Regions from separate parts of the Homo sapiens genome. Here region 2 is linked to region 1. Evidence: chromatin loops called from intact Hi-C (ENCODE). Cell type or tissue: ascending aorta. All regions are shown on one strand. Links, peaks and the distances in the headings refer to the core of each region. The heading gives the core; the rest is flanking DNA.

Region 1 (15,648 bases), core at 5,036-13,035:
GAGAAGTTTAGGGGAATGTAAGAGTGTCTCAAATTGGGTGATTCAAGTACAAAGGCCTTTGGCTGGAGTGCAAAGTGCTAGTGTGGGGATGGGAGGTGGTGGAGAGAGATGAGAGGAAGGCAGGGGCTGATTCTTCAGAACAGTGAGATATTTGGTCTCTAACATGAGAACAATAGCTTTGGGAATTATCTTCACAAAAGGTCACCATGTCCTGCCAGTTACCTAATATTACAGCCTTTCTCCAGGTTTCTTCCTCCCCAGATGTCTGGAGCACCCCAGAGCAATGGCCTTGGGTCTGATAGTCCTATAGTTCCCAGGTCCTTCAAGGTCCTCCAAGAACCTCAGATGCTTTCTCTGCCCCATTCCTCTCCTACCCACTTACTGTAAGACTACAGTACACTCTTTTAAAGTGTTCATGTGTGTGTGTATCTCCTCAATGTTCATTCTTGCTCATTTTCCCAAATGCCCAAACCTTACATGTCGGACTGACTCCATTTGGTGAAGCCACTGAAATTCCTAGAACACATTTTTAAAAAAACAATATACCTGTCAAACCATGTAGTTTTATCTCATGTTTATTGATATATTTCATTAATAGCTTCAAAACTTCTATTACAATCTCACTTAGGTTTGGAAGACAATGCCCCAGTACCACCATCCTTACTGACAAAAACTATCCTTTACCCATCGTCTGGCTGCTAAGACATCTGTTACAGCTTCTTTCTTTAGTCAAAAGTATTCTCCAGTCTGTTAAAATAAATGAATAATCTGAAAACATGGAACATGTAAGTTATCAATCATTTATGTCATAATGGAAAGAGTTTTGGATCTTTCCCATGGGCAAGTTTCGATAGAAACAGAGGGGAAGTGCAGAAGGTCACTGAGCTCCTGGCTGAGGTGGGAAGGAGAGACAAGGAGGGTGGAGGAGGAGAGTGGGGAGAAGACGTTCACCTCTGTGAAGCTGACAGCTTTTAACAAGGTCACTTTTCTTTCTTTCCTATTCCTAAATATGATTTATTTATTCTTTGGTAATTATCCATTACATTGAGTAAATTTCTGGTTAATATTTTTACTGTGGTTTCCTTTAGGCTGTAATTATCGGGAAACTTTTGATTAAAAATAGTAACTTAAAATATAAACACTTAACCCTGGCTATATAACCAACCACCCAAATAGACTTACATTTTTTTCCTATTTCAGTTATTTTCTATTCAAATACAGTAAAACATTTTAAAGGAAAAATGTGCCCAAAGGCATCATTTGGCTTAATGAGAGATGCTACTCTGGAAAAAAAAAAAATTAGCTAAATTCAACAGCGGCGTGATTCAAGATGATTGACACTTGAGAGTGGGCATCCAAGTTCCTTTCACGAATAGTAGGGGGAGCTTGGCTTCAGCTGAACATTTACTTACCAGTGTTTGTGCTACTGGTTTCCAGGCAGTGTATAAATTACTGCTTGCTTCTGTGTGGTGCAGAAAATAAAGGCAAATTCTTTCTTTTGGGAGGCAACCAGTCTATACCTGATTTATTGGATATGGTAACACTGGGCCGACTAATGAGAGGGATCAAAACGAGCCATGACAAAATGGCAGTGTGCTAAATCAGGAAGACTCTGCAATTCTGCTGTTACACTGGGGCTTACTGCTTGGCTGGAAGGAAATATGCTGTAGTGGTTAGAGGGAAATGGTCTTTCTGTTCCAAACCTGTATCTCCAGCAACTTTGAAGTGGTTTATAAAGTTATATTTCAAGCTATGCAGCCTCACACCAGGTGTTAACCAAGGGGTAACTGTTTGTTAAGTTTCCTTCAAAGGCTGTTCAGGGACTTTGAACAAGTGGAAAGTGTCTGCTGTTTGGGGATTGCCAGCATTGTTATGGGTACAAAGTGATTCATCCCCACTGAGGAACAGCCACTTCTGGCCAGAAAGAGGTAAAATGGGTCACTGTGTCAAAGATAGCCAAGGAACAGGAAGAAACTCAAGACAGAGCTACCCAGATGGGGGGCAGCTGCAACACGATGGCGGTCCAAAAGTGTTGCTTGAGTTCTGGTTAGCAGGTGCATGGGGTGCCTAATGAAAAGTGGATAGAAGCCATGGGAACATGGGACCCCAATTGTTTTTTTCTTTCTGTTCCTTAAAGGGAAATGTTAGCTAAAAGCAAAAAATTATCTTTCCTTTATATGGAAAGCTGACCAGTTGTCCTGTGTCATGCCAAATGGAGAAACACAACAGCTAGCATGTGTGGTGGTGGAGTGAAGTGGAGGTCAAACAGAGAAGAGTTTGACTAATTACTCTTGGAAGGGAAGGTTACTTGGTATATTTGATCAAGCTTGTAACAATGCCATTGTAAAAAAAATTTTGCTCTTTTCCCACATACCAACCTCCTTTTTTTCAATCAAAGCCATATGATTCAACCAGAAATTTTGCTTGACAAGCATTTGAAGAGGCCAGAAGAGGATGGCAAGGGAGTGGTCTGAGGGCCCCAGCCTTTCCCACTGTCCCATTCCCTCTGCATTTTACAAAGCAGATCATCCCTGGAGAGGAATCAAATTCCTGTGAATCTCCAGTAACTTTTCCAAATTTGTTAAACATAAAAAAGACCAGGAATGAGCATAGGCCAAGCTAACCATGGGAGGAATTTAGTTTATAAATTAGGTTTGAAGCAAGGATAATAATAGTCCCTCCCTGAAACTGATCTGTGCCATATTCAGGGGCTGAAACTGTCTTTGTAAGACTAATGAAAGGCCACAAGATTACAATTATGTAAGGGGCTGAATTCTGTTAAAATGTAGGTATAATTTCTATAATCTCTTACTGCTTAGGAGTCATGTGACTAGCGGTCACAAGATTTGTGACTTCCCCAATTGCCCTTGTAGATAACATCATTATTGTAGAACTTAAGATTGGTCTTTTGAGATGTTTTTCAGACTGACCTCACCCAGAATCATAATGCATCACTCAACCAGTCGAATGGCCCCCTACCCAGAGATGGATTTAGCACATAAGGACCATTTTCCACACCCCTATCATTGTATCCCCAATACCCACTGAGTGTACCCAATCAGCATACCCACTCCCTAGTCCCTTGACCACCAAACTATCCTCGAAAATCCGTAACCTCTGAGCCTTTGGGGAGACTGATTTGAGTGGTAACTCCAGTCTCCCATGTGACAGCCTCACATCAATTAAACACTTTCTCTACTGCAATACTGCAGTCTCAGTGAATTGATTTTGCCCATGCAGTGGGCAGGAAGAAACCACTGGGCAATTACATTGGGAGGGTCTTCACATCCCCACTCCCCACCATGACTCTTAATGCTCTTGCTCAATGTGCTCCAGGCTCACAAGCTCCTTCTTCCTTCCCCCTCAATTCCCCCAAGATAGCTCCCATTGGCTGTAGCAAAGGTAGAATTTACGCTGTCTTCATAATTTTAAGAACCTCACATTACTGCTTAGAATAGTACAATTGAAGTCCAACCTACCATTCCTACTATTAGGGAATTCAAAGTCTAGCCAAAAAACAGAGACCTCTCTACATCACTGTGGAAAAAAAACAACAGCAACACTGATTTATGAATTCACACAACACAGCACACACATATGGTAGCTGGCAAAAGGCTACAAGGTCAGAATGAAATTTTACACAATTTATGCAGCAAAACAGAAGAAATAACAATAATACATCTCCCACAACCTTAAGAAACAAACAATTACATCTTGAGACAGGCTCTCAGGTTAGCTCCAGAGGCACATGTTTGCATTTGGGTTATGGGACCCATGACCTTGAAGACATCTCTGTAAAACTGGAGACTGGTCTTATCTCGCCTCTGGAAAGACCCGTTTACATTCCGAAAGGCTAGAACAAGGACTTAAGCCTACTGGTTTTCAAGGAGAGTCTTACTACTACTAATAGTAATAACAGAAAGGTTCGTAAGCATAGAATCAACTTCTAATATACCCCTCTCCCATAGTTAGAAAACATACTGTCCCTTTTCATACCTCCAGCCTGGAGGCTCTCTGTGGCTTTCTGTGGCTTTCTCCTTCAATGCCACCCATTATCTGAATACTTCTGTGTAGAAGCATCTGTAGTTGAGAGTCAGGTCACACAGTGTGGTTTTCCCAAGTGACACCCTCCTTTGGCAGAAACAGCTCCTTTAGAGATCAAGATGGCCATTCCCTGAGGCCCAGGGTCTCAGCAAGCTAGAAAGAGGAAAGCAATCTGATTAAAGGAACCTACATTAAACTCTGTTGATGGCAGCCCTCCAACCTGCCCGTTAGTGCTGTTCATGTGAAGAAGCAGGGAAAAAATCCTTTTAGTCCATTGAATCACATGTTAAATTAGTTCTAGAAACTTGGAGAATGAGAGGGAGAAGTATGTGAGGTCTTCTTCCTACCACTTGCTTGAACTTAACTCCAAGCACCTACCCAGTGCATCTTAAAATTTAGCTCGATGCTTGTAATGCCTATTTAAAATGCACACTTCTGACCTTCTGGTCTAATTCAGCAACTTTGAGGTGGAGCCAAAAAATCTACATTTTTGTAAAGCTCCCCAGGTGATTGTGATACCAGTGAAACCCAGAAATACTGACCTTCTTCATGCAGATACCCGACAGCCACACTTGAGCCCATCTGCCTAGCCAGGGGTTTCTGGAAGCTAGAGTAACCTGTGCCCACAGTGACCTAGGTCACTTGAAAACACTTCCCAAAGTGTATTTTGGACTCTAGGGACCTGATCCTAGGGATCTTAATAAGTGTTAGAGGGCTGAGATAAACCAAGTTAATCAAGTGTTTTTGCTGTGGGACTTCTCAGACCCTTTAACGTTAATATATCATGAGTCTCGAGGAGAAGTATATAACAGGTAAAATGTTTCAAATTTATATGGCCACAGAATCATCTGCGAAATCTGGAGCACATCTTGGGAAAGTGTGATCTGCAGATCATCAGAGAAGTTTTCTGCTGTGCGTAAATGACTACTGAAGTGTTTGATTTTGCTGTATAAAATAGTGTTAGATATGTAAATGTATGTGGGCTGAATCATGTGTAATAAATGTCATATGCTGAGTGATACACTGTCCCAGGCATGTAATAAGTGTCACATACATGATCTCATTTAACCTTCACAATAATCCTGCGAGATGGGCATTATTCTTCCTATTTGATGATAAACTGGGCTTGGAAGAGCTTAAGTAACTTATCCAAGATCACACAATTAATACAGAACAAAGCCGAGATTCAAATCCAGGACTCAAATCCAGCTCAATCTGTCTCCTAAACCCACATCTTTCTCCTTATACTCCACTGCCTCCTTAGCAACACAGTAATAATTACAGTGGAATCTCACCTTCTGTGGGGTTAGGTTATAAAGTTAAGTGCAATCAAAGGTAAATTAGAAAAAACCTAAGTCACTGATAAAGTATAGTTAGTTATACAAGGTTTTGGGCATATAACCCTGCCCCGTATTATGTTTGTATAAGTATATAACGTTGTGTATGTGTACGTAAAATATAATTTTACAGCATTTTTATTTTTAAGTATGCAAAAGAGACAGAACTTGTTTAGTTGAATTCATGTAAGTTAAACACCTGTATAATGTCTCTCTACACATGCATACCTCTAAATGTGTGCCAGACTAACAGTGGTAACATCTTACAGAGTTTTACAGCTTTAAAACCAGAGGGAACTTCTATGGTCAAGTGGTCTGTGTTACATTTGACAGAATTGAGGCACAAAGAGGCTGTCCCTTGCCCAACTTCACTGTCTACCTTCATTTCCAACAAGCTTTGGGAGCCTGTGTGTCTGCTCACAGCTAGGAGGAAAGCAGAGGAAGGCCAGTTCTCCTTACTTTTTGCCTGTTGTGGCCCAGCTAACCCAATAAATGAAATTCAGGTTGCTGTGAGATGGTCAAGGTCTGGGCTTTACATCTGGCAGGGAGACAGCTCCTTTCTGAGGATGACAGCTGCAGCTTCAGCTCTACCTGGGAGCTGTCTCCCCATGGGGAAGATGTTCATAGCCAGCTGTCTCTTTTGTGTGCAGTTCCTGGGATTGTTCAAACTGGTAGAAGCTGAGAGAGCCCAAGGGAAGGGAATCTGCAGCTATAGAGCCCAACATGCCTTCTACACACACACACACACACACACACACACTTGCCCTCATTCCTTTAAAACAGAAAGAAGCCAGAACATGTGATGTGGTCAGCTGTTTGGATTCTTAGAGAGTGTTGAGTCTAAGTAATGGGGCAAGTTGTGGGGAGGGCACTTATGGTTTTGGTGGGGAGGGCAGGGACCATTCCAGCTCTAATCAGAAGGATAAAGGAAGTAAGCAGACCAGCAGACCTGGCCTCTGGCATGTGAAACAGCATCCACATGCCCCCCTCCCGATGTCCTATCAGATCTCATTAACCCTCTCCCATTCCATTATCCAGGCACTGCCTCCTTACCTGCCTTGATTATCTCGGCTAGCTGCCAGGGTTGATAAGAAATCTGTCCCAAAATGGCAGAGGGCTAACAGATTAAGGGGTTCCCTCTCAGGGACTTAGCCCTTCGGGTGGGCTGTCTCACAGTTCCCAATTCTTCCAGAGCCAAAGGAAAGCCACAGAAGCATGAAATGTCAGGAAGATTAGACAGACATTTCTGGGCCACAAGCCTGTGTGATGCTTTTCAGATCAAAACCCAGGTCGTGCCTGCTATGTTTGTAGGAAGGAGGGAGTCTGGGTGGGAAATTAGAGAAAGTACAGCACCCTCTGTCCTGAAGAACCTTTCATCCCTGAACTCAGAGGTGTAAGCTGCCCTTCTGAAACACAAATCCTTATCTACTCTCATTTTCCAAATGTTTTGTGTTTCTATATGAAAATCTTTAGATTTGCTGAACCATTGGGCCCCAAAAATATGGCCCAGGTCACTCAAACCTATATATTTTCTTCCTATGATTTTCCTCAGGGCAATTCATGTCGTCACAGGTGGCCCCACCCCCCAAAGCCTTCACCTGAAGGTATTGCAAGCCAACTTTCCAGTTATTTGTTAAAAATAAAATGATCCTTAAAGGATGTGATGGTCAGCCAAGATACTAGAGTTGTTAGCTTTCATCGGACAAAAGGACTTTCAGTGTCAGCTCTGCTTATTTCATTTAGCTTGGATGGCGACCTACATCTCTCAGCATGAAAGGCCCAAAGCGATGTTTCAGGAAGAATAATCCAAAGAACTACGGGTATCAAACTCCCTGGGAACTTGTTAGCATACCAATCCTGGGCTGAGAATATGATTTTAAGGGGATTGATGCTTTAGAATTTCTGGACTAAAGGTTGCTGTTTCTCTTGAAGTGGCAACTCCATTTGAGTGGCAGGTTATCCTGTCTGTCATTACCTGGAGAATTATACAGAAATCTTCTGCATAGCAAGAAGTCCCACCACACTCAGGGCATTGGGGAAATAGGGTGGTGGCAAGCCTATGTTCAGTTAGGGGGATCCCTGCCCTGTGCTGCCGGAGGAAGTGCCCTGTGCTGCAATGAGGAAGTTCACTGCTGTCTTTCTCAGGAACTCAGACCAACATGAAAATAGGACTCCTGAACTTAGAGCCTATGTTTTGTCCACAAGATTATCCAATCTGCAACAAGCACCAGAACTTGTCTGAGATCCTGAAATCCAGAGAGCCTAGCCAGCTGGGCATATACCAAGCTCTAGCATAGGAGAGAGGCCAGCTACTCAGCCAGGGCACATGGCCCTGGGGCAGCCTGGCCCTGGACAGGTGGAGCCAACCTCTCCAAGAACTTTCCAACACTCCACCATTCTCTGTTTACCCCAGAGGCATATTAGGCTGACTGAGACATCCTTGAGAACACAGGGAAGCTTCAACTACCTATGACTGAAATCATGATCATCATCATCATCTAGTTCTAAACAAAATCATCCTAGGAGGCAGCATGCCCTTGTACAAATTTCAAATCTGATACAAATAGCTGTGTGGCGTTAGGCAGATTCCCTCTCTGTACTTACGGTTCCTCATCTATAAAACAGAGTTAATAAAAGAACCCTAATCCCAGCACTTTGGGAGGCTGAGGCGGGCAAATCACGAGGTCAAGAGATTGAGACCATCCTGGCCAACGTGGTGAAACTCTATCTCTACTGAAAATACAAAAATTAGCTGGGCATGCTGGTGCGCACCTGAAGTTCCCAGCTACTCGGGAGGCTGAGGTAGGAGAATCGCTCAAACCCAGGAGGCGGAGGTTGCAGTGAGCCGAGATCGTGCCACTGCACTCCAGCCTGGTGACAGAGTGAGACTCTGTCTCAAAAAAAAAAGAATCCGTCTCTTAGGTTCGTTGTAAGAATTAAATGAGACAATGTGTACCAAATTCTTAACAGAGTCTGGAATATAATAAGTGTTCTGTAGACAGGGCCACAGCTAGCATGCAGGGTGTCTTTGTGGTAATTGGAAAAGGGTGTGCTCATTTGGGTAGACACATTAGAAAAAGATGTCCCTTCCTCTGGGCTGGCTCAGGCTGGTGCCTGACTTGGGAAGCAGAGTTCCTCCCTCGGCTGGCCACCCTTTGGCTGGTCACAACCCACAAAACTGAAGGTGGAGGCCCTGTCCGTACATGTTTGCTATGGTAAGTACCAACAGTTCTTGCAGACGGACAACTGTGTGCGCTCTCACTGTGGAGGCCCCCTTGGAGGAGGTAGCTGACTCTCACTTCTCAGAACCACAGTGCTAGGCTCAGCAGAGTCTCATCTTGATAAACTTCTGTGAGAACAAAGGCATGGGGACACACTGAATTTTCCTTTTCTGAGCTTGAAACCAGCTGATCATGCTTCCTGTTTCTCTAAGGGCTTCCCTGACATAGACGACTTGCTTCTTTCAAATTTGGTCATCGCCCTCTTGCCTTCCTGTGTGAGTCAGCGTGGCTGCCCTTGTGCACGCCAGGCTCCTGTCTGTGCTCCGGGGCCTGTTTCCTGGCCTCCCCAGGTAATTCCCCTCGGCCAAGGGTGAGCGTCCCCGCCCACGTCCCCTCTGCCTGGAGACGTGCGTGCGCTGGGGACATGAGTCACAGCAGCCCGCCCGTCCTCTGCATCTGAAACTATTATTGGAATGCCTCTGCGCACAGCACATGCCTGCTTCCCAGATTTCACAGGCCCCTGCTCAGGGATCTGCAAACCACATTGCTCAGCCCGAGATTCCACGCGGGTGATCACGAGGTGGTTTGCTCTAAGCTGGAACTTTTCTAAGAAAGTAGGTTTCTTTAAGCCAGGCATTCTGCATTCTTCAAAAAGCGTCAACCACATGTCTCCAGCGAGCGCCTAGCAATGTGCCTGCCTTAATGGGTAATGCAAAATAAATCGTTCTGGAGCTCTGAGAAGGACACAGTAAAAAGAAGAGCAAAAATGAGCATCTCAAATAAGAGATGTGGCAGGACAGATCCTTATGGGCCTGGAGAGTTAAACCCACAAAAAGAAAGGGAAGAAAGAGGCAGAAGATCGGGAGGAGGACCATGAGAAAGAACCAACAGAGGCAAACAACTTGAACAAAGATGCAGAGGGAGAATGTGTCGGACTTGTTTACAGGAACCTAAACACGGAACCAAATTTGAATTTTGAAGATCCTTCTCTTTTTCTCTTGCTAGGATGATTAATAGCCTCTAGTGTGAGAGAATTTGTTGTTGTGAGGTGATAAAACTGCTTTGAATGCTATAAGGTATACAACTCTTGTCTCCCTTTTACAGATGAGGAAACTGAGGCACAAAAAGGTGAAGTCCTGAGCTCACAGTCATGCAACCAGCAGGTGGTGAAACACACCTCCAAGCTGCCTGCCTCCTAAGCATCAAGCTTTGTGGCCCAGGGTGAGAACAGATTTTTGTTTTTCCAGGTGGATATTTGAAAGGGAGGAGCTAAGGTTAGTTCACTGATCCTTCTTCCTTCTCTGAACTCCTGATGCAGATTTCCCTTCTTCCATGCTAGATCTTGGTGTATGTCCAGGTGACTAGGATCTCAGGATCTCAGGCAAGTTCTGGTGCTTGCTGCAGGTTGGATAATCTTGTGGACAAAACAGGCTCTAAGTTCAGGAGTCTTATTTTTATGTTGGTCTGAGTTCCTGAGAGAGACAGCAATTAATTTCCTCATTTTCCCTATTTGACATGGACACGAGAACATGAGACTAACAAAGAAACAACCTTTTGCTAGACCATTTTCAGATCCTATGAAAGAAAATGATAAAGAGAAAAGTAGCTCCTGGGGCAAAGTGGAAGCAGATCCTGGAAGAAGTTGCAGGTGGGCTTATGTCAGAGGCGCCCTAGCAGTAGGTGTGCGAAAAGAGAGCAAGGGAAAGATGGGAAGTCCCTCCTCAAGCAGCAAACGCATGTGGCATCCCAGCATGGCTGGAAGCCACCTCTATCACTTCCTTCCGCCAGTGACAATGAAACGGAAAGGGAGCTTGTGACTCACTTCACCTGGCAAGGTGGTGCTGGAACAGGACACTTCCGTGAATCAAGGCTGATTGATCTTATTCTATTTCTAGACACATATCTTACCCAGAGTGCCTCTCCTTCTGAAAGAGTGGCCACCTCATAAAAGTGAAGAGAACACTGTCAGTGGGAATGTAAAACGGTGCAGCCACTGTGGAAAAACTTATGGCATTTCTCAAAAAATTGAAAAGAGAATTACCATATGACCCAGCATTTTCACTTATAGGTATAATATATACCCCAAAGAGTAGAAAGCAGGACTCCAACTGATGTTTGTACACCATGTTGATAGAGCATTATTCACAGTAGCCAAAAAAATGGAAGCAACTCCAGTGTCCATTGATAGATGAGTAAATAAACAAAATGTGAAATACACATGCAATGGAATATTATCCAGCCTTAAAAACGAAGGACAGTCTGACATATGCTTTGACATAGATGAACCTTGAGGACATCATACTAAGTGAAATAGGCCAGTCACAAAAAGACAAACACTGTATGATTCCACTTACGTAAGATATCAAGAACAGTCAGACTTTTATAAGGGAGGGGGAAATGAGGAGTCGTTTAATGGGTACAGAGTTTCAGTTTTGTAAGATGAGTTTTGGAGATTACATTGGTTGTACAATAATGTGAGTATACTTAACACATTGTTAATGGTACACTTCATAGTTAAGATGGTAACGTTTATGTTGTGTGTATTTTATCACGATGAAGCAATTTTAAAAGTTTAACAAATGAAGAGAAAGCTTGTTTCTGTCTGCTACTTGAGTGTAACTATTTGAATTGACTTGAAGGAGGAAGCTCTGGGCCAGTGTGGAGCTTGAGCATAGGCACAGGAGAAAGGGAGACTGCAGACATTGTTTCTTGATCTGAAAAGGAAAACACGGTTCTGCAGTTGTGACAAGCTAAAGGAGACTGGAAGCTTCCCTGAGAGTGAGCTACTGAGCTCTTGCCCCCCTCCTTCTCAGAGTTCTCCAAGGACACACATCTCAGTGTCCCTGCCTAACCCTACCGCCCCAGCAAAGCCCTGGTCCAAACAATGAAAGATGCCTGTTTGAACTTAGGACAATCCCATGGTTTGCTTATTGGACACTTACTAAGGATTTCACTGGCATCTGCTGGTTGTAATTCTCTTAGCCTCCTTTAAGGAAGGTCTTGTTACTATGCCCATCTTTTAGATGAGAAAACTGAAGCACAGAGAGCCTTTGAGATCCATCTGATTTAAAAGCTGCTACTTTAATAGATCTCTAATAAATAGACATCTTCTGTGATTGCATTAAATAATTTTTAACAAAAATGAAGCAATTCAGTTAAAGATAATATCCAAATGACCAGCTTTACTGGGGTGAAGGCTAAAAGGAATGAGCAGGTTGCCATTAGGGAATGAGCATGTGCGTGTGATGAAGAAAGGTAAAGAGGTATTCATAGTCTAAAGCATTTAGTTGAATTCTTGTGGTTTAGAAACATTAGGTTAGAAGTAGTTAACCAAGTGGAAAAAAAAAAGACACTCAAAACCACCACACTGTTTTTGGCACAGTAATATAACCTGGTAAGTGTACTAAAAATTACCCATTTGGTGAAGGGTAGGGATGCCCCTAAAATAGAATTTCCATTGGCACCTCTTCTTTATGTTCTGCCTTTCAGCTTTATATACCTTCAAGTTACAGGAAAAGCTCTGCTGAGCACTCTTGGATATTTCAGACTTTTCAATGTGACCTCTCTAAAAACCTCCCCCACCAATCAAAAATGCACAACCAGAAACTGTTTCTGCCACAATAGTTCCAAGTTCACATCAGTTACATTTTGTTTTGTTTTGTTTTTTGAGAAGGGGTTTTGCTCTTGGTGCCCATGCTGGGTGGCATGATCTTGGCTCACTACAACCTCCACCTCCTGGGTTCAAGCAATTCTCCTGCCTCAGCCTCCTGAGTAGCTAGGGTTACAGGTGCCTACCACCACAACTGGTTAATTTTGTATTTTTGGTAGAGACGGGGTTTCTCCATGTTGGTCAGGCTGGTCTTGAACTCCCAACCTCAGGTGTCAGTTACATTTTTAGAGGATGAAATGGTACACTTTGGGTTTAAAAATCCATTGTAAAGGAGATGCTTTTTCAAACTTTAAAAAAGAAGAACCTGACATTTTTCAATCCAAAATGGACTGACAAACATTCTTTCAGTTCATCTTGTTTAAATAATGAACATCAGAAGCCTATTGTTTAGTATTTTTCAAAAAATAGTAGCATTCTCAAGATTTGTTTTTGTTTTCAACAGATCTACTTCATGCTCCAAATATTCATGGACCTTCCCAGGACCTCAACAAAACAAAACCATGAAGAAAAACCTTGACATGAACCCCAAAAAAACCCAGTCAGCAATATTTTAAGTTAAATTTTGAAACAAATCCAAACGGGTTCCTCCCCATAAATCTACCAGTAAATTGTGCAGAATCAGAACTGAAGCCATGCCCTTTCTTAAAGTATTGAATTAGAATAAATGAGAACATCTAAATATTTTCCAAATTCATATTCCAGTTATAATATTCAAGTTTCTTAGTTTCTCTCTGTTCACATTCAACATGAAATAGTCCCATTAGTCAGTAGCAAGAGCTGCAACATTTCTACAGGTACTAAAGGATGTGATCAGAGCAGGGAAGATGGCCAACAAGATGATGCCACTCTAGCGGGTGCCCATCCAAATCATAACCCATGAATACTGCGGCTTTATTATCTTGGACAACAGAAAGCTGATCTTGTAATTGGATGATCACCCCTGCTTGCATGCTTTCGAGTAGTTACGTATGACAAAAGGAGCTACTGGTTTTGTGATGATGGGTTTCTGGGTAAACCCTAGATGCAGAAGCAGCTTTTAAGCATAGCAGAGCAAGAGTCAAATGGTTCTGAAAAAAGTTTTAACTCTGAGATGACTTCTCCCCGCTTCTTTCACTCTACCCTCTCAATCCTAGAGCAAGTGAGCAGAGTAGGTAAAGCTGTTTCCTCCAGAAAGATGATCCATATTTTAAACAGCTCTGTGAATGGGGCACTAAGACTCAGAAGATCTGGTTTTCAGTTCGCATTCTGCCTTTAACTGGTCTTGAAAGTTTGGGCAACTCAATTATCTCATGGAGTCAGTATTTGCATCTGTACAGTGGGGATATGAATACCTGTCTTACCTACACGGAGCTGTAAGAGCAACAGAATGTGAGCTGGCATGATGTTATTATATGTATCACCTTGGTTATTTTAAAACATGCTTGATGTATTAGCCTCTCTGTTTCCTCTTGAGTTTTCCTGCAGAGATGTCTTTTAAACCAAGCATCACTCTCCCAATCAGAGACAGGGCTAACTAGATAGACAAATGAGAAAGAGAAGTCGGGGATGGGATGGGAGCACAGCCAATGCAGAAACAGTCATGTGTATTCTTCTAGACAGGTGAGCAGAGACATTTTCAGGATTTCAGGGGGGCAGGATGGAGACATGGGGGAAGCTTCTGGGTCAGTTCTTGATGGTGTGGCTTCAGTATGTAGATGCACACATTCTCCTCTAAGTCGAAAAGAATATACTGGGGGTTTCCATTCTTTTGGATTTTCCAGGCTTCTAACGACCTCCACCATTCCCAGTCCAGAGGAGGTCATGGGATGATAGAAAGTGGGAGCAACCAGGGCATGTGCCTTTTCATTTCGCAGTGGAGGGGCTGAGGCTTGGAAAGAGGGCCTGGCTTAGGGAATACAGACTTCAGCTCAGAAAATCTAACAGGAATTCTCTTCTGTGACTGCTAGACAGGCTTGAAACTACTTAGCAATATTCTGATTTTTTTTCTCTGCAATATCAATAAGGGTAAGCACCCAGTGCCTTCTGGCAGCACCCCCAGAAGCTGCCACCTACAGGACTCCCTTCCCTGCTGGCCGGCCCATGGGCACCCTGTGAGGTGAGCCAGGGCTGCTTCCCAGCAGAGGAAGGCCGAGCCACCATGCAGCCCTGATTTGTCTGTATGAAGGGGCAGAAATTGATGGCCCACACAGCTCGAGCTTTTGCATTTGCGAGAGAAAAATGTCTTCGTAAAAACAACAAGAACAGCAGCCTGAAATAAAAGAAACAAATGGCATCCAGTCAGAGCCCAGGTTCCCTTCCAAACCCACACCCACACACACCCCTGCGCCTGTTTCATGCTTCTCAGCATGAGGCGCTGCCTCCAGTGCTTCTTTCAAAATACTGCTGAGAAAGTGCCACAGGACTGTCACGTCGACAAACTGTTCAGTCCCCCGTTTGAAGCTGAGAGGTGCCAGGCAGAAACTGGGTTCAATTAGACATGATGGAAAAAGGGAGAGGCCCTCCCTGGCCCTCGCTCAGGCCCCTGAGGTGTGCATTACATCTGGCACAAGAATTGCCCAGAAGGGAGGCCCTAGGCTGCCTAGCGGTTCCCAGGTCTTCTGCCCCACTATCAGCTTCTCCCTTGCTTCTGCCTAAGCTATCAGGAGCCTGCAGGCAGCCTGGACCTTGGGGCTTGCACACATGAGCTTCAGGTCTGATTAGAAAGGAAGCTGGGCTCCTTCTTCTTTTCTACTGAGGCCTGTTTGGAGAGCATCCTGGCCAACACATGCGTAGGGGATCACAATGCATTACTTAGAATCCCTCCATCCTGGCTTGTGCCTCAAGTCCTTCCCTTCTGTTTCCACACGCCCATGCACGATTTTTTAGACTTGAAGAAAATTAATTTGTATTTATAACTAAAAGGATACAGCACTTATAAGTGCAATGGTCAGTATTTTTTTCTGCCTCATTTTCTATCCGATATTTTCTGTGATGATTTGACTTTTATTTGTATATTATAAAAAGCATCTACTGGGCCAGGTGTGGTGGCTCATGCCTGTAATCCCAGCACTTTGGGAGGCTGAGGCGGGCAGATCACTTGAGGTCAGGAGTTTGAGACCAGCCTGGCCAATACGGTAAAACCTTGTCTCTACTAAAAATACAAAAATCAACTGGGTGTGGTGGCAGGCGCTTGTAATCCCAGCTGCTCGGGAGGCTGAGGCAGGAGAATCGCTTGAACCTGGGAGGTGGAGGTAGAAGTGAGCCGAGATCACACCATTGTACTCCAGCCTGGGCATCACAGTGAGACTTTGTCTCAAAAAAAAAAAAGCATCTACTGTGTGTCTCTGAATTTCTTAATAAGTATTTGCAAAACAAATCATACATTTCAGCTTGCAAA
Region 2 (15,648 bases), core at 3,976-11,975, 90 kb after region 1:
TTAAAGTTAAAATAGGAATAACCTGTGTTTTATACATGGCTATAGATACACTCCATACATTTTAACTGATTTTGGTTTTTTAAATGGTGAAAAGGAAAGAACTCCAACAAAGGGCCCTAAAGGCGTTTCATTAGTACCAAAAAGCAGAGAAGGTATACGTATTGGTTAGGATTAGATTGATGGCAGGTACCAGAAACCAACTTATGTTAACTTAAGATCAAAAAGAGAATTTATTATAAGGCTGTGATGGGGATTGGTGGGGGAAGGAGGTGAGTCTCCCAGAATGTGCAAACATAGGTGAGCCTAGAGAAGGATATCAGTTATAATGTATTTAGTGGCCAATCACTGAAAAATAGCTATAATGGACTTCTTCCTGGCTGGAAGACCAGAGGTAGGAAGGGCTCCTAGGTTGCTTTGATTGAGCAGGTCAGTGATGTGATCAAGTGTCCTTCGGCTGTCTATTTGGCTTTCACAATACCTGCTTCATCCTTACACTATGTTCCACATTCCCATGGTCACAAGAGAGTTACCAACAGTTTGTGAGGTTAAAGCCTCCTTGTCTGTGTTGGCCTGAGTTCTCAGAGACTGAGGCAAAAACTGATGTGTTCACACTTTATTAGGGACTGGAGTGTGATTCAAAGACACAGGATAAGGGGAAAGGAGAAGGAGGTAGAAAAGGAGAGAAAGCAAATAAAACAGGGGGCCTGCAGAAAGGGTGCACAAGCTATTGTATCCCAGGACCATCTGTTTGGGTGCAGAAATGGAAAAGAATTTATCCACCAGAAACTTCCTGGCCCTGGTTTTCCACTAATTACAGTCATCCCCATGGAACCTAATTCCTACCGACTTCCTGGTTATATCCCCAGGTTTCTCCAGGCAGCTTTTGGGAAAGCCAGAGCCCCCCTACAGGAGCAGAGAGGCCAGCACAGAAGTGCAGCAATCTCTCTGCCAACTTCTCCATCTCTGCCAATTGCAGCGGCAGCAACAGTGACTGGGATCCTATAATCTTGGGTATAGCAAGACTGTTGTTGGGGCCTTATTAGGCTATGAGCAAGGCAAGTGCATAGATCTGGGATGGCATATAAACTGAGCCCAGGCCGGGCGTGGTGGCTCACGCCTGTAATCCCAGCACTTTCTGAAGCCAAGGCGAGTAGATCACCTGAGGTCAGGAGTTCGAGACCATCCTGGCCAACATGGTGAAACCCCATCTCTACAGAAAACACAAAAATTAGCTGGGCATGGAGGCAGGCGCCTGTAATCCCAGCTACTCAGAAGGCTGAGGCAGGAGAATCACTTCAACCCGGGAGGTGGAGGTTGCAGTGAGCCGAGATCACGCCACTTCACTCCAGCCTGGGCAACAGAGTGAGACTCCGTCTCAAAAACAAACAAACAAACAAAAAAACAAAAAACAAAACTGAGCCCAATACATCATCCCCATCTGGAGTGGGGGATCCTTTCCAGAGGCTGCCCTAGAAGACAAAGGAATTCTCTTCCTTTGAATCCCCCAACAATAATCTTACCCTGTAATATAGTTTGGGTGTATGTCCCCACCCATATCTCATATTGAAATATAATCCCCACTGTCAGAGATGGGGCCTGGTGGGAGGTGACTGGATCATGGGGGTGGTCCCTCATGAATGGTATAGCACCATGCCTCTTGGTACTGTCTTCACTGTAGTGAGTTCTCATGAGATCTCGTCGTTTAAAAGTGTGTGGCACCTCCTCCCTTGCTCTCTCTTGCTCCTGCTTTTGCTGTGTGACATGCCTACTCCTGATTCACCCTCCGCCATGAGTAAAACCTCCCTAAGGCCTTCCCAGAAACCGAGCAATGTTGGCATCATGCTTGCACAGCTTGCAGAACAATGAGACAATTAAACTTTTTAAAAATAAACTACCCAGTCCCAGATATTTCTTTATAGCAATGTGAGAATAGAGTAATACACCCTGTTTCATTGGTTCTACCTAGTAGCCCCATTTGTCTCTGAACCAACACCTGCACCTGGGGAATAGGATTATGAAAAATTTAAGCTGTAGTCATTTGTTCATTTCCAAGGGCTGCTTGGCTAGCTGTAGATATCAGAGTGAAAACTAAGGCAGTTCCCCAAAAAAAAGGAAGAATAAATGTTGAGGAGACAACCATAATGTACACTTTTAAAAATGTTTAGAAACAGAACCCAGAAAAAAGAAGAAGACTCTCTGTTCCTCCCCTGTATTCATTCATTTTGCATTGCTATAAAAGAATATCAGAGACTGGGTAACTTTTAAAGAAAAAAGATTTACATGGCTCATGATTCTGCAGACTACACAAGAAGCATGGTGCTAGCATCTGCTTTAGGTGAGGACCTCATGAAGCTTCCATTCATGACAGAAAGCAAAGAGGGAGCAGGTGGGTCACACAGCAAGAGGGAGTGGGAGAGAGTGGAGAAGATGCCAGGCTTCTTTAAACAACCAGCTCTCGTGTAAACTCATTACCACTCATTACTCTGGGGACGGCACCAAGCAATTCATGAGAGATCTGCCCCCATGACCCAACACCTCCCACTAGGCCCCACCTCCAACATTGGGGGTCACATTTCAACCTGAGATTTAGAGGTGACAAATATCCAAACCATATCATTCTGCCCCTGGCCTCCCAAATCTCATGTCCTTCTCACATTGCAAACTACAGCCATCCCTTCCCAAGAGTCCTCCAAAATTTTAACTCATTCCAGCATTAACTCAAAAGTCCAATTTTTCATTTAAGACTCAAGGTAATTTCTTTCCCTGTAAAAATCCAAAACAAGCTATTTACTTCCAAATATAATGGTGGTATATGCATTAGGTAAACATTCTTAGTCCAAAACAGAGAAATCAGCCAAAAGAAAGGAGCAACAGGCCTCATGCAAGTCTGAAACCCAGCAGGGCAGACACTAAAACTTAAAGCTCCAATATAATACTTGACCCCCTGTCCTACATTGTGGGCACACTGGTGGAAGGAGTGGGACCCCAAAGCCTTGCACAGCCCTGCCCCTGTGGCTTTGCAAGGTGCAGCACCCTTGGTTGCTCTCACAGGTTAGAGTTGAGTGTCTGCAGCTTTTTCAGTCTCAGGCTGCAAGCTGCAGGTGGCTCTACTATTCTGGGGACTGGAGAGTGGTGGCCCTGTTCCCATAGCTCCACTAGGCAGTGTGCCAGTGGGAACTCTGTGTGGAGGCTCCAACCTCACATTTCCCCCTCAGCACTGCCCTAGTAGAGGCTCTCTGTGAGGGCTTCTTCCCTGAAGCAGGCTTCTACCTAGGCACCCAGGCTTTCCCATACATGCTCTGAAATCTGGGTGGAAGCTGCCAAGCCTCCTTCACTCTTGAATTCTGCATACCTGTAGGCTTAACACCATGTGGAAGTTGCCAAAGCTTACGGCTTGTGCCCTCTGGAGCAGCAGCCTGAGCTATACCTGGAGCCCTTTGAGCTGCTGTTGGAGCTGGAGCAGCCTGGAAATGGAGAGCAGTGTCCAGAGGCTGGGCAGGGCAGCAGGACCTCAGGTCTGGCCCCAGAAACCGTTCTTTCCACCTATGCCTCTGGGCCTGTGATCAGATGGGCTACCTCAAAGATTTCTGAAATGACTTCAAGGCCCTTTTCCAAACATTGTCTTGGATATTAGCACTTGGCTTGCTTTTGTGCTTTCCCCACAACCCATTTGGATTATTCTCTTGAAAATAATCCAAAGTTTTTATTTCTCTACCACAGGGAGAGCTGCCGATTTTTACCCTCTGCTTCTCTTTTAATTATAAGTTCTAACTTCAAGTCATTCCTTTGCCCACATCTGATCATAGGTTGTTAAAAGCAGCCAGGCCACCTCTTGAATATTTTGCTGCCTAGCGATTTCTTCCACCAGATACCCTAAATCATCACTCATATCTAGCCCTCCACATCATCACTAGCCCTCCACAGAGCCCTAGGACATGGATAAAATACAGCCAAGTTCTTTGCTAGGGCATAACAAGGGTGACCTTTGTTTTAGTTCCCAGTAAGTTCCTCATTTTCATCTGATACCTCCTCCACTTGGTCTTCACCATCCATGTTTCTATTAGCATTTTGGTCAAAACCACTTAAAAACTTTCTAAGACGTTCCAATCTCTCCCTTGTTTTTCTGTCTTCTGAGCCCACCAAACTCCTCCAACCTCTGCCCATTACCCAGTTCCAAAGCCACTTCCACATTTTCATGTATCTTTATAGCAACTCCTCACTCCTCAGTACCAATTTTCTGTATTAGTCCATTTTGTGTTGCTATAAAGGAATATCTGAGACTGAGTAATTGAAAAGAGGTTTATTTGGCTCATGGTCCTGCAGATCGTACAAGAAACATGCTGCCAGTATCTGCTTTAGGCAAGGACCTTAGAAAGCTCCCACTCATGGCAGAAGGTATAGGGGAAGTAGGTGTGTCACATGGTGAGAGGGAGCAAGAGAGAGAGGAGGAAGTGCCAGTTTCTTTTAAACAACCAGCTCTTGTGTGAACTCATAACTACTCATTATCACTGGGAGGACACCAAGCCATTCATGAGGGATCTGCCCTCATGGCCCAATACCTCCCATCAAGCTCTACCTCCAACAATGGGGGTCACATGTCAACATAAGATTTGGAGGGGACAAATATCCAAACCGTATTATTTTCCATATACATTTATGTTTTTCATCCTAAAGACAGGCTTTGTTTCATTCCCAGGGCATAAAATATGGCCTGCAAAAGTATGAAAGCTTAATTGTTCCAAATCTAGTCACACTCAAAAGACCGAATCTTCCCCTCTGTATTTAATTGACCCATTTTGAGTTGAGTCCTCTTCTAGACCAATCCAATGGCAGCCAAGGCAATAGGATCACATAAAAATGCCTGAAGAAGCTCACTCCACAAAAGAGCCATGTGGATGAGAGAAGGGTGTTTACGGAAGAAAATAATATTCACAACATGCCCCCAAGAAAACCATTTTTATAAATTTTAATGATAAATAAGTTAAATTGAAAATTTATCTCCAACATTGCCTACATATGACATCTCTGACCCCATTTAACCTTTCCTGGTGCTAACTAAATGTGGCCAACACTATTGGCCTGTTGCTGGGCAATATCCTCTTAAGTTGCTGTTACATATCCTGTTTTTATCTCATGGATAGTGACAAAACTTCCACCCCATTCCTGAAGATATTTTAAATTCAGGTTGTTAAAGTTTTACTACTTCTTGGAATAGCCACAAAATCATTCTCAGCCTCAGCAGCCAATTTATTGTGTAAATGCAGGCATGACATCTTAAAAATATATTCCACTGACTTCAGGTACATACTCAAGTATCACTTGCCAGGTAAACAGGTGAGCCAATTAATACAGTTTTACCACCTGAATACTGAAGCTGCCAACCAAACACTCTGTAAGCCCTGCCATTTTTACGTTGAAATAGTAGTTGAATATGCTAATACAAAGAAGCAAGAAATTTATGGTTGCCTATTAAAGGTACCAAGTGGGAGTAAAAGATAGTCTTGAGGATTAATCCAAGAACAGAGAAGTAAAAAAGAAATGAGGATGTCCTTTAATATGTCAGTGGATAAACAATCTTTGGTATATCCACACAATGAATGGAATGTTATTCGATGATAAAAAGAAATGAGCTATCAAGCCACAAAAGGATATGGAGGCAACTGAAATGCATATGGCTAAGTGAAAGAAGCCAGTCTGAAAATACTACATACTATCTGCTTCCAACTATGATATTCTAAGAAAGGTAAAACTTACGGAGACAGTAAAAAGATCAGTGGTTGCCAGGGTTGTGTGGGATGAACAGGTAGAGTCCAGGGGATTTTTAGGGCAGTAAAACTATTCAGTATGATACTGTCATGGCAGAAGACTGACATTAGACATTTGTCCAAACCTATAGAACTGTACGACACAAAGAGTAAACCCTAATATAAACTATGAACTTTAGTTAATAATAGCGTATTGATATTGGTTCATCAGCTATAACAAGTGTACCACACAAATGCAAGATATTAATAAGAGGACAAACTATGTGTAGTGGGAAGAAGGGGTAATGGTAATGATCTACTTTCTCCTTTCAGTTTTTCTGTAAGCTTAAAACTTTCCTAAAAATTAAGCCTATTATTTAAAAAAAAAAAAAAAAAAAGGAAAAGAAAAGAAATTGTGGTAGGGGGTGCCGTGCAGGGTAGGGAAGAATGAAATTTCACTGGATAAAAAGGAAAAGGAAAAGACCAATCTCAACTAGCCCTTGACAGCCTTTCCTGTGGATGTCTGGATATAGTAGTTAGGTTGTGTTTCTAGTTCCATCATCTTGGGAACTTCATTCTTCCCCTACCATGAGGCCGTTTCCTGAAAGTAGGCTTCTACCAGGCACATTGCTTATGTGGCTGCAGTTAGATAGTCCCAGGAAAGGACATATGCCTCAAGTCAGGCTGATAAGACTCAAAGGGGAGATTTGGTTTCTTTGGTTATCTGTGGACTTGTAATTATATGAACAAAAAATGGCCTAGCCAAATACTGTGTTATCAGAAAATAGATTTTACTACACTTTAAAGACCATAATTTGTTTCCTTCTGGAATTTTGCCCAATCTAGTCTATAAATAAAGGAAATATTTTAGGAAATAATTCAGATCTCCAGAATATAAACTCCTTGAGGATGAGAATTCTATCTGCACAGTCAACCCTCAAAAAACATGTGTTGTCCATGATAGCAATGATGGTCATGGTAATGATGATGGAGGAAGACGTTATTCAGCAAGTTTGATACCAGTCCAGTCACCCATAAAATAACATGATCCCCTTTTATCTTTCCATAGATGTCAAAAGGATGAATCAGGGATGTCTGTGTATTCCCCTCAGAGCTGTTACTCTGCTAGTGTGAGCTGTAGCGAACAATTTGCACCAGAAGCTTGAGGCTCACTTACTGTTGAGCCACAGTCTACCCAATCTCAGATAGCCGCTGGTGGCAATAGGTAGGTTACCAGGAAGAATAATACACAAACCAGCTCTTATGACAATGTCATTATCACACTTATTATTTTGCTTTCTCTTTTCTGGGCTGAGAGTACTTCACAATATACAATCTCTATTCTTGGTCTTCCTGTGAGATAGGCAGTCAGAAGAAAATGGGAAATCTTAGCACATCTGAACAATAGTAAGTCTTTCTTCACAGTGTTGTCTGAAGAGTGTTGCTTGATGACATCAGCAGCCAGATCTGTGCCTTCCCCCACACAATGAGGCTGAGTTTCTGTGCATGGGTGAGAAAGCATCTTATGAGCTGAATGATAATTAGGAAAACCATTGAGAAAATGGGAGTGACATCCTGCAAATTAAAAGCAGTTGTAATGTAAAAGGAAATTAAATCTTCAGTTTTTAAGAAAGATAGGCAATCTTGCCCACAACATTTTGACCCTTTTCCTTTATTTCTTCCCAGTCCATGCTTCTCCTTTATCTTTTCTTGGGCCCGTGTTCATTTTCTCACTGAGTTGATACTGCTTCAAACAGTTTTGTGGTTTCTGTAGGTGTGTCATTAAAACAAGGACATGGCTTCTAGGCATCTGTGATGACTCAGCGAGTTCAAACTCTATCTGCTGCGTTAGTGCAATGGATCAACCTCCTCTTGCTGCACAGAGCCTGCCAGATATCCATGGTGCCTGTCAGGGCTCTGGTTGGGCATTCATTGTTCTATTCAATCAGTTATGCCAACGATGGTCAGTCAAGTGGCATGGCATCATATTACTTGTCTGAGGCTCCTAATGAATGAGGGAAGGTTACCTTAAGAGGCCCTTCTTTCTTTGCCCTGTGGAACACTAGTAGCACAGTGTTTGGTACTTTACTTAGTTTCGCGCCAACTCCTGTAACCATGGGTTGCTCCTTTTGGAGCTCTGGTTAGACTCACCCAAGTGGCTTAGCTTGGTGCTTCCTAAACATTAACATTCATATACATCACCCAAGATCTTATTAAAATGCAGATTTGGATTCAGTGGGTCTGGGATAGGGCTGCCTATTCTGCATTTCCAACAGACGCTGCTGTTCCATGGACTATACTTTGAATAGCAAGAGCCTAATCCCAGCTGAGCACATCGTTTTATGACAACCTGCCACCATTAGCAGATAGAAGAACAGAAGTGCAAGTGCCACTGGATTTTTTTCAAACGTTTGACCTCCATAATAGGGAAGGGAAAAGGAACTACCATTGATAGAGCCTTTACTACACCCCAGGCATAATGCCTAGTTGTCAACATCATTTAATTCTATTATCCCATTGATGAGAATCTGAGCAACTTGAATAAGAAAGTGATTACTTAAAACTTGGTTTGTGAGTCCCTGCCCTTTCTGACATCAGTAACTAGTGTTGCTAAGGCAACTCAACAGGCCCAGGTTGCCAAATCTGAGAGGAGGGGATGTCAAGAGAGACCGAGAACTCATGGCACACTACAGGAAACCCCGACTCCAAGAAAGACCTACCCAAAATAGAGGTGTGCTGATGCAAATCAGTGATCACTGCTGTTCTCAGGGTATAAGAATAGGTTGGAAACCTCTCTGGTGACTCATCAGCCTTCACAGTTGCCAGGAGTTATCTCTAGCTCTAGTCAGGCAGCCAGTCACTCCCTGGCAAAGGGAAAGCCTTTTCTCGAGAACATTCTGATCTGAAAAGGAGCTGGCTTGAGCTCATTATTCAGGGTCAGGTGGCACAATGAACTATGCTGCACCACCTCGGATGGACTTTTCTGCGGGGGTTGAGAACCAGATCAGATTGTCATAGATCCCTACCCCTTCTGGCCCAAGCCCCATGAATGGAGAAGTGGTGGGCAGTGGGTGGGAGTTGGGGGGCGGGGGCGATGAGTCTCTGAAACCAGGTAAAAACCCATTTCTCTGGGATACTTCATTGTTTAGCTAAGTGGATGAGGGCCTACAGTGCCAAGATTTGCACACTCTAGGCATCACAGGGCTGGTCCCAGATTGGCATCAGAATCCCAGATTGGGTTCTCCATTGGAAGCAGATGCCTTAAAAGGTTTCTTGGCTGACAGTGCATCCCCCAGACCACACATTTTTGTTCTCCTCTGACCATTCCAATTCAGAGCTACCTCTTCCAAGGTAGGGCTCCTTCTGACTGAAGAGACTAAGAGTAGGCGATTGGAGAAGGTTTTTAATGATGTCAGGTCTTCTGAAATATTTTCTTCTCTGGAAAGTATTCTCAAACACCAAGCTCCTGGCCTAGAACTATTAACAGAGCAGAATGTTTCTTTGGAGTGTTGAAAAGAATAGCATATGAGAGGATTATCAGTATTGGCTGGTAACATATTCTGAGGATCCAACTAGGGTTATGACATTGTGTTAGAAGCTGTGAGCAATAATGAAAATGACACCTCAAACCTTTATTATCAGATGTGGAATAGGAGTTATACATTCTGGTTTATTAAATAATAGATTTTTTTCATAATAAGAACTGCAGAGGAGAAAAGACTTTCCCTTTACCCTCTGAGAATTTGATAACTGCGTCTATAAAATACGTTGACAGCAATCACATTAACAGGAGAACAGGCAGACAAATTTATTATGTACATGGCGGCATCCCAGAAAAGAAAAGGGGATATTTGCAAAACCCAATGAGATCTAGAAATCTACATGGGCTCGTTGTAGGGGAGACAGAATGTAGGTAACTTAGGGAAGAGTAAATGATTTGAGGGAAAGAGGAATGGGTGGTAGATGAGATTCAAGGGCAGTAGTGGGCAGGCTGAGTGGGGTTTGTTGGGGATTCATGACGACTGAGTTCTTCCAAAGGATCTGTCTTTAAGCAGATAAGGGAAGTTTAGAGAAAGCCCCTTCTTGCACTAGCTGTTCCCCAAATGCCCTCAATTTGAAGTCATCAGCACACCAAAGCAGCATATTTGGGGTGGTATTTCCTAAACTCCTTCAGAACAAACATGAATGGCATGTTAGAGTTTACAGAGCACTTTCATATAAATTATGCAATTTGGTTACTCACAATTAACCTGCAAGATAAAAAATATATATATAATCTGCATTTTGTTGATGAGAAAAATGAACCTCAAAGAGGTAAGGATATTTTTTTCAAAGTTAAATAAGTATCTGGAAGTGGATTTGGGATTAAGATGAGGCATTGTTTTTTTTCTCTTCATCACAGTATCCAGGGCACTGGGGAGAAAATGGAGAGTGGCTCTTCCCTGGCCCTTACCCCTTCTCCTGGAAGAGTCCTGTGTGTTTGTGTATCTGACTTATGGGAGGTGTCCACAATCCATTTCCTCTTCCTTCTATGGCCCCTCATCCTTCAAAGGACACAGAGTTCTCTAGTGCAAAGCCCATTACCTTTAAAACACCCTGCTTCCAAAAAAATCCATACCTCTGGTTCCCAGGACTTTACCTTGGCCTGGTCATCGTCATTTCCCTTGTTTAAATGTTAAAGAAGTGGGTTGTCAGTGTGCGTGGGGTGAACCACACGGGAGAGAGACCATATTCTACCTTGCATTGGGGCCATTTTTGCCAATCACAACTTGGTTGCAATCTGTGTTCTCCTAAATTGCTTTCATAGGGACTACCTTGTCTTGCCAACTGATCACCTGTCCATAAGCATTTCAGATATGGGATTGTGTTTTATTCGTCCATGGAATTGCAGCTCCTAGAAGACATCACGATGTTAAGGGAGAGCCTTAGATAGTAAGTGTTTGATTACAATTGTCAAAAAACAAAATGATAACAAAGTTAAAGATCTTAAATTGGCTTTTATTTGTGATTCTAGAATTGGACAACACCTCACTCTATAAAATAGAACGAATGTTCTGATGAGCAGAGCAGAGGAGTTTGGTTTTGTAGATAGGAAATGGCTGAGGAAAGCAGAAACAAAACAAAATACAAATTCGTTATTTCAAAATTACTTTTCTTGTAAAGGTTAAAGCAGAGGGGACTTCTTTTTGCAGATTAAAGTTGCCCTGCTTGGTGGTTTGGCTATTATCTCTCTCATTTCTTGAAGGTCAGATAAAGATCTTAGTTTTGGCTTGGTGGTGCGAAACTTCAGCAGGAGAAGCTCCATTTCAGTTTGGTCTGTGGGGTTTAGGGCAGGGGCTCAGTCCAAACCAATGGCCTCCTATAAATATTGTTTAACAAAATTATTAGAATAACTCAGGGGTATTAAGAAAAAGCCTGGGCTAGGCGCGGTGGCTCATACCTGTAAACCCAGCACTTTGGGAGGCTGAGGCGGGTGGATCACAAGGTCAGGAGATCGAGACCATCCTGGCCAACATGGTGAAAGCCCGTCTCTACTAAAAATACAAAAATTATCTGGGTTTGGTGGTGTGCACCTATAATCCCAGCTACTCAGGAGGCTAAGGCAGGAGAATCGCTTGAACCCGGGAGGCGGAGATTGCAGTGAGCCAAGATCATGCCACTGCACTCCAGCCTGGGCGACAGAGTGAGACTCCGTCTCAAAAAGAAAAGCAAAAAAGAAAAAGCCTGAAAAATTCCTCTTTTTGTCAGAAAGTACGCTATCCTCCAGGATTCTCTTCTGTGGGGGAAAAAACTTGCAGACCATGGACTCACTCTGTCCTTGGGAATTCAGTGGCAGGAGTTCACTCCTGGGAGGTGGAGAAGGCATTCAGAGGTCTGCTCAGCTACACCACTGCTCTGGAGTCTCATTCCCTCATTCTTCTTGCCCATCCTCAGCCTGGTTAATCTCATTAGACTCTGGACAAAGGTAGGAGGTAAATTCCCACCCACCCCCTACCCAAGAGATGCTGGGTCTGTAGATCTGGGTGGAGTATAGCTACGTGTATTTTTAAAGGCACCCAAGGTGATTGTTATTCAGAAGGCCCTTACACCACAGTTTGAGAAAACAATGTGTTAAACAGAAATTGCATGCAGGGCAGTAGATACCATTCCTGGGGGGAACCTCGAATATGAGTCACACCCAGTCTGGTTGCCCTTCAGCAGACAATTAAGAAAGACATTTCTGGGTCATACCAGGACCATTCTATGGGAATATGATGCTTCTGGTCCATCCTCCAACCAACCACTCCATCTACTAGCTACTAATAGCAGCATTTATTAAATGCTTTCTATGTGTCAGCCTCTGTGTTGGGGCTTTCACATGGGTCAGTTAATCCTCACAATCACTTGATGAGGTTATTTCCTTATTAGAGATGATAAACATCCAGAGAGGCTAAAGAATTTGTCTAGACACAATGTGAAAGTGGCTGAGTTGGGATAGGCATCCAAGAGGCCTATTAGCACAGATCACCCTCCTCTTACCACTCTGCTATGCTCTCTCCCTTTGAAATCACACAGGTCTGGGACTGGGGAGTAAGGCGACTCAACGCTTCTCTCCACCTGAAAACATTCTGTCCTCTACCTATGTTGTATTTCCAGCCTGTGATCTAGCTGGAATTTTTTTCCTTCCTTGGCTGTTTGTTCAAAAGACTGAAATGAAGGTTAAGTAGGAAGCCTGGTAGGGAGGTTGGGAGCTGGAGAATTTACTAATGAAATTGAATGAGGCTGCCTGTCTGCCATGAAATTTGCCCTTTGCCCAGTACCCCAGCATGATCTCAGTGGAGCACAGGCAGCCCCTCACCAGGGCTGACCAGGGCAAGTTTCAGTGGGAACACAAGCACAGACCACCTCATGGATGTGTTGGTTTTGATAGGAACTGATCCATGTCATCCTGTATGTAACGTTTGTCTCTGTGTCCAAGTTAAAAAAGAAAAAAGAAGAAAGGAGAGAGCAGAAATGAAGAATCAGCAGTAAATACAACAGTTCCTAGGAATTGGTGCAAACTCTTTGTGACAGACCCACAGGCTAACTATTTGTTCTATATAAATTAGTAAATGTATACATGAATAGCAATAAATAAATTATATTATAAATTAATAACCTCTTAGTATTTTTTTTCTACAAAATGTGAGATAGAGAACACAGAGTTTGGATTAGCCATACCTGGTGACCCATCCTGCTTCTGCCAATTCCCTGAGCAGGTTACTTAACCTCTGGGTCTCAGTTTCTTAAGATTTAATTGTGGGTAATATCTGCTTGAAAGAGTGAGATGTGAAGATTAGAAATAATGCATGCAGGGGAGGCTCTCAATAAATGGTAGCTAATATTATGATAACCACTCTAGAATTCATTTCCAAAGGTAATAGAATGTCTAAAGATGAACCATAGGAAAAGTATAGACTTTTGGTCTGTATGATTTCAAAAATAATGATACAGAATTTTGATGCCTATATTCCTGCTCCTGTGAGCTAAAAATACTACAGGTAAATAGCAATTCTGTATCTGCCATTCCATTTGATCCTTATAATAGTCCTATAGTATATAATAGGGTATTATTTTCCTCATTTAAAAAATTATCATGTTAAGGATTAGCAAAGTTAAATGGTTTGCCCTTAAAATTTATAAGGAGAAGAGCTGAGACACATACGAGTGTTCTGAAACCATATTCACAGCTCATTCTACCTGACCACACTAGAATCTATATATCAGTTCTCTTTGAAGTGCCCGATGAAAATTCATACTCTTGCCTTCTCTCATATCAATTTTTAGAAAAATTGCATCCCAGAGATGGAAAGAAAGTTTATTCAGATCATACAAAAAATCAGCAAGAGGGATGGGAATTTATAAAATGAGACTTTAGTATGTGACCAATTAGGACGCCCAAGGGGATCCTGAAAAGGCGTGAGCTCTCCTGCTTGCTAGCTGTGCAACTTGGGCAAGTTAACCATATTAGGCTGGAGCTTTTCAAGTTCCCAGGTTCTGAATTAAGAATAACAGTGTCAACTTCATAGTGTTGCTGTGGTGATTGAATTCGATAATAGATGTGCACCTGGCAAATCGATGCTCAATAGATGTGGGTTTCCTTTACCTCATGCCTTAGCTTGACAAGTGAGCACTTGGCAAAGTCTAGTAACCAAAGCCCTGGAGTCATGAAGCCTTCTCATGCCCACAAACTACCGACAGTGGATGCTTGACAGGGTGGCCAAGCATCTCAGCAGTTCTCAGCCTCAGCTGTCTGAAAGCAGAGCTGTTCCTAGAAGGGGCACTGAGAATACTTTGGCCTCTGAAGGGAGATTGATTCCCTCTGTAAGTGGTTTGCCAGTAAGGGTGTTAATTCAATCCAAATGTTGGAGTGGTTTGTCTGCTCTGAGTGACTTGGATGCTGATAACTAATAGATATGGGAGCACTAAAGTTCAAGCTTAATGTGAACATATGGTCACCTAAGAACAAGACTGGGACCATTAGCTCACAGTATGAGGGCTACAAGTTTCTATGAAAGGATCACAGCATTCACTTGCTATGCTTCTGAGAGCAATGGCAAGTTGTGGGTCCCATTACCAATGATCGAAGCCTCATTCTTCTGACCCTATTGGTATGCTACCTGCACATGTGTAGCATTACACCAAAGATGGGAGTGGGGAATCCATTTGATTCTAAGGAGGCAAGCCTTTCCTGCTAGTGTTCCCTTCTTCTTGGCAGACAAGGTAATTGAAGACATTAGAAAGTTTTGGCTTTCTCTGTCCGTGTGTATATGGGTATTTATGCAAGCTCATAAATTATCCTTAAAGGAGTACTGTTCTCCTAACTGTCTCCTTCTATACGACCATGATATGGAGCATACCGTGAGTCAACTCCTGTGAAGATTGTTAGAAAAATCTCCATTCTGAAGTCCAGGCTGTGTGCATGCCTCTCAACTTGGGCTAATTTACTAGGTCTGTGGGTTTGGCCCTGACTTCTCGGCCTGTAAAGTTTGAGTTCTTACAGTGCCCCACCCAACTTGGCCTGGTGAAAAAATATCCAGTTATTTGTCTGTGTTTTGCTTTGGTTTTAGTATGTTCTAATTCAACATCTATGTTTCAGGCGAGAAGGGCAATCAAATGATACACAAACTCTGGGCTGCCTTGACTCCAGGAAGGACACAAGGGATCAAGAAGGCCTTGTTCTCTGGCACCTTCTTCATGTTTTGTCTACTCCCCCATCACAGGAACCATGGCATCTGCCTGCCTTGTCTGGCCAGTGTCCCCTTTTATCTCTGGGAGGTCTCTCCAGCCCAGTCCTCATCCTGAAGGGCTCAGTCATATCTAAACACCTCTGTGCCTGTGCTTCCTGGGGCAAGGGTGCTAGAAGCCTGAGCCACAGTGTGTTAATTTCCTATTGCTGTAGTGAAAATTAAAATAACTTTAGTGGCTTTATTAGCTTTAGTGGCTAATAAAACATAGATTTATTATCTTATATTTCTGGAGATCAGAAGCCTCACAAAAGACTCAGCTAAAATCAAGGCTTCGGCAGAGTTGCATTCCTTCTGGAGACTCTAAGGAAGAATCTAGTTTCTTGTCTTTTCTAGCTTCTAGAGACCACCTACATTCCATAGCTCATGGCCCCTTCCTCCATTTCAAAGCTAGCAAGGTGAGGCTGAGGCCCTATGCTGCCATCTCTCTTATTCTCTCTCTTCCATTTATAAAGAACCTTGTGATTACATTGATTTCACCTGGCTAGTCCAGGATACTCCTTCCATCTCAAGATCAGCAGATTAGCATCCCTAATTCCATCTGCAACCTTAATTCATCTTGCCATGTAACCTAACATATTCATAGGTCCTGGGGATTAGATGGTAGACACATTTGGGGGCCATTATTTTGTATACCA

What was found. Hi-C counts contacts between places; a loop is a spot of excess contacts. Peaks named below come from ENCODE experiments on the same cell type or tissue, not always from the same donor. Only the 100,000 strongest peaks of a DNase experiment are listed, where the experiment ranks them.
Region 2: it touches region 1 in a loop (2.9-fold over the local background); 15 of 110 quality-filtered maps call a loop at or near these places.

What each region holds. Positions count from the first base shown.
Region 1 is chr5:68,427,644-68,443,291 of GRCh38, reverse strand. LOC105379013 (a long non-coding RNA gene) reads left to right here. Exons shown (of 5, transcript XR_007058804.1): 4 at 9,707-9,823; 5 at 12,715-15,648. Among named protein-coding and RNA genes, the nearest start is that of PIK3R1, 220 kb to the right of the region's middle. RefSeq lists enhancers at 1,962-2,041, 8,331-8,390, 8,776-9,070, 8,761-9,100, 8,379-9,578. In ascending aorta, for the core only: no CTCF peak of the experiment used is centred there; a DNase peak (open chromatin) is centred at 8,991; H3K27ac peaks cover 2,323 bases.
Region 2 is chr5:68,336,527-68,352,174 of GRCh38, reverse strand. No RefSeq gene overlaps it. Among named protein-coding and RNA genes, the nearest start is that of PIK3R1, 130 kb to the right of the region's middle. In ascending aorta, for the core only: no CTCF peak of the experiment used is centred there; a DNase peak (open chromatin) is centred at 8,584; H3K27ac peaks cover 2,022 bases.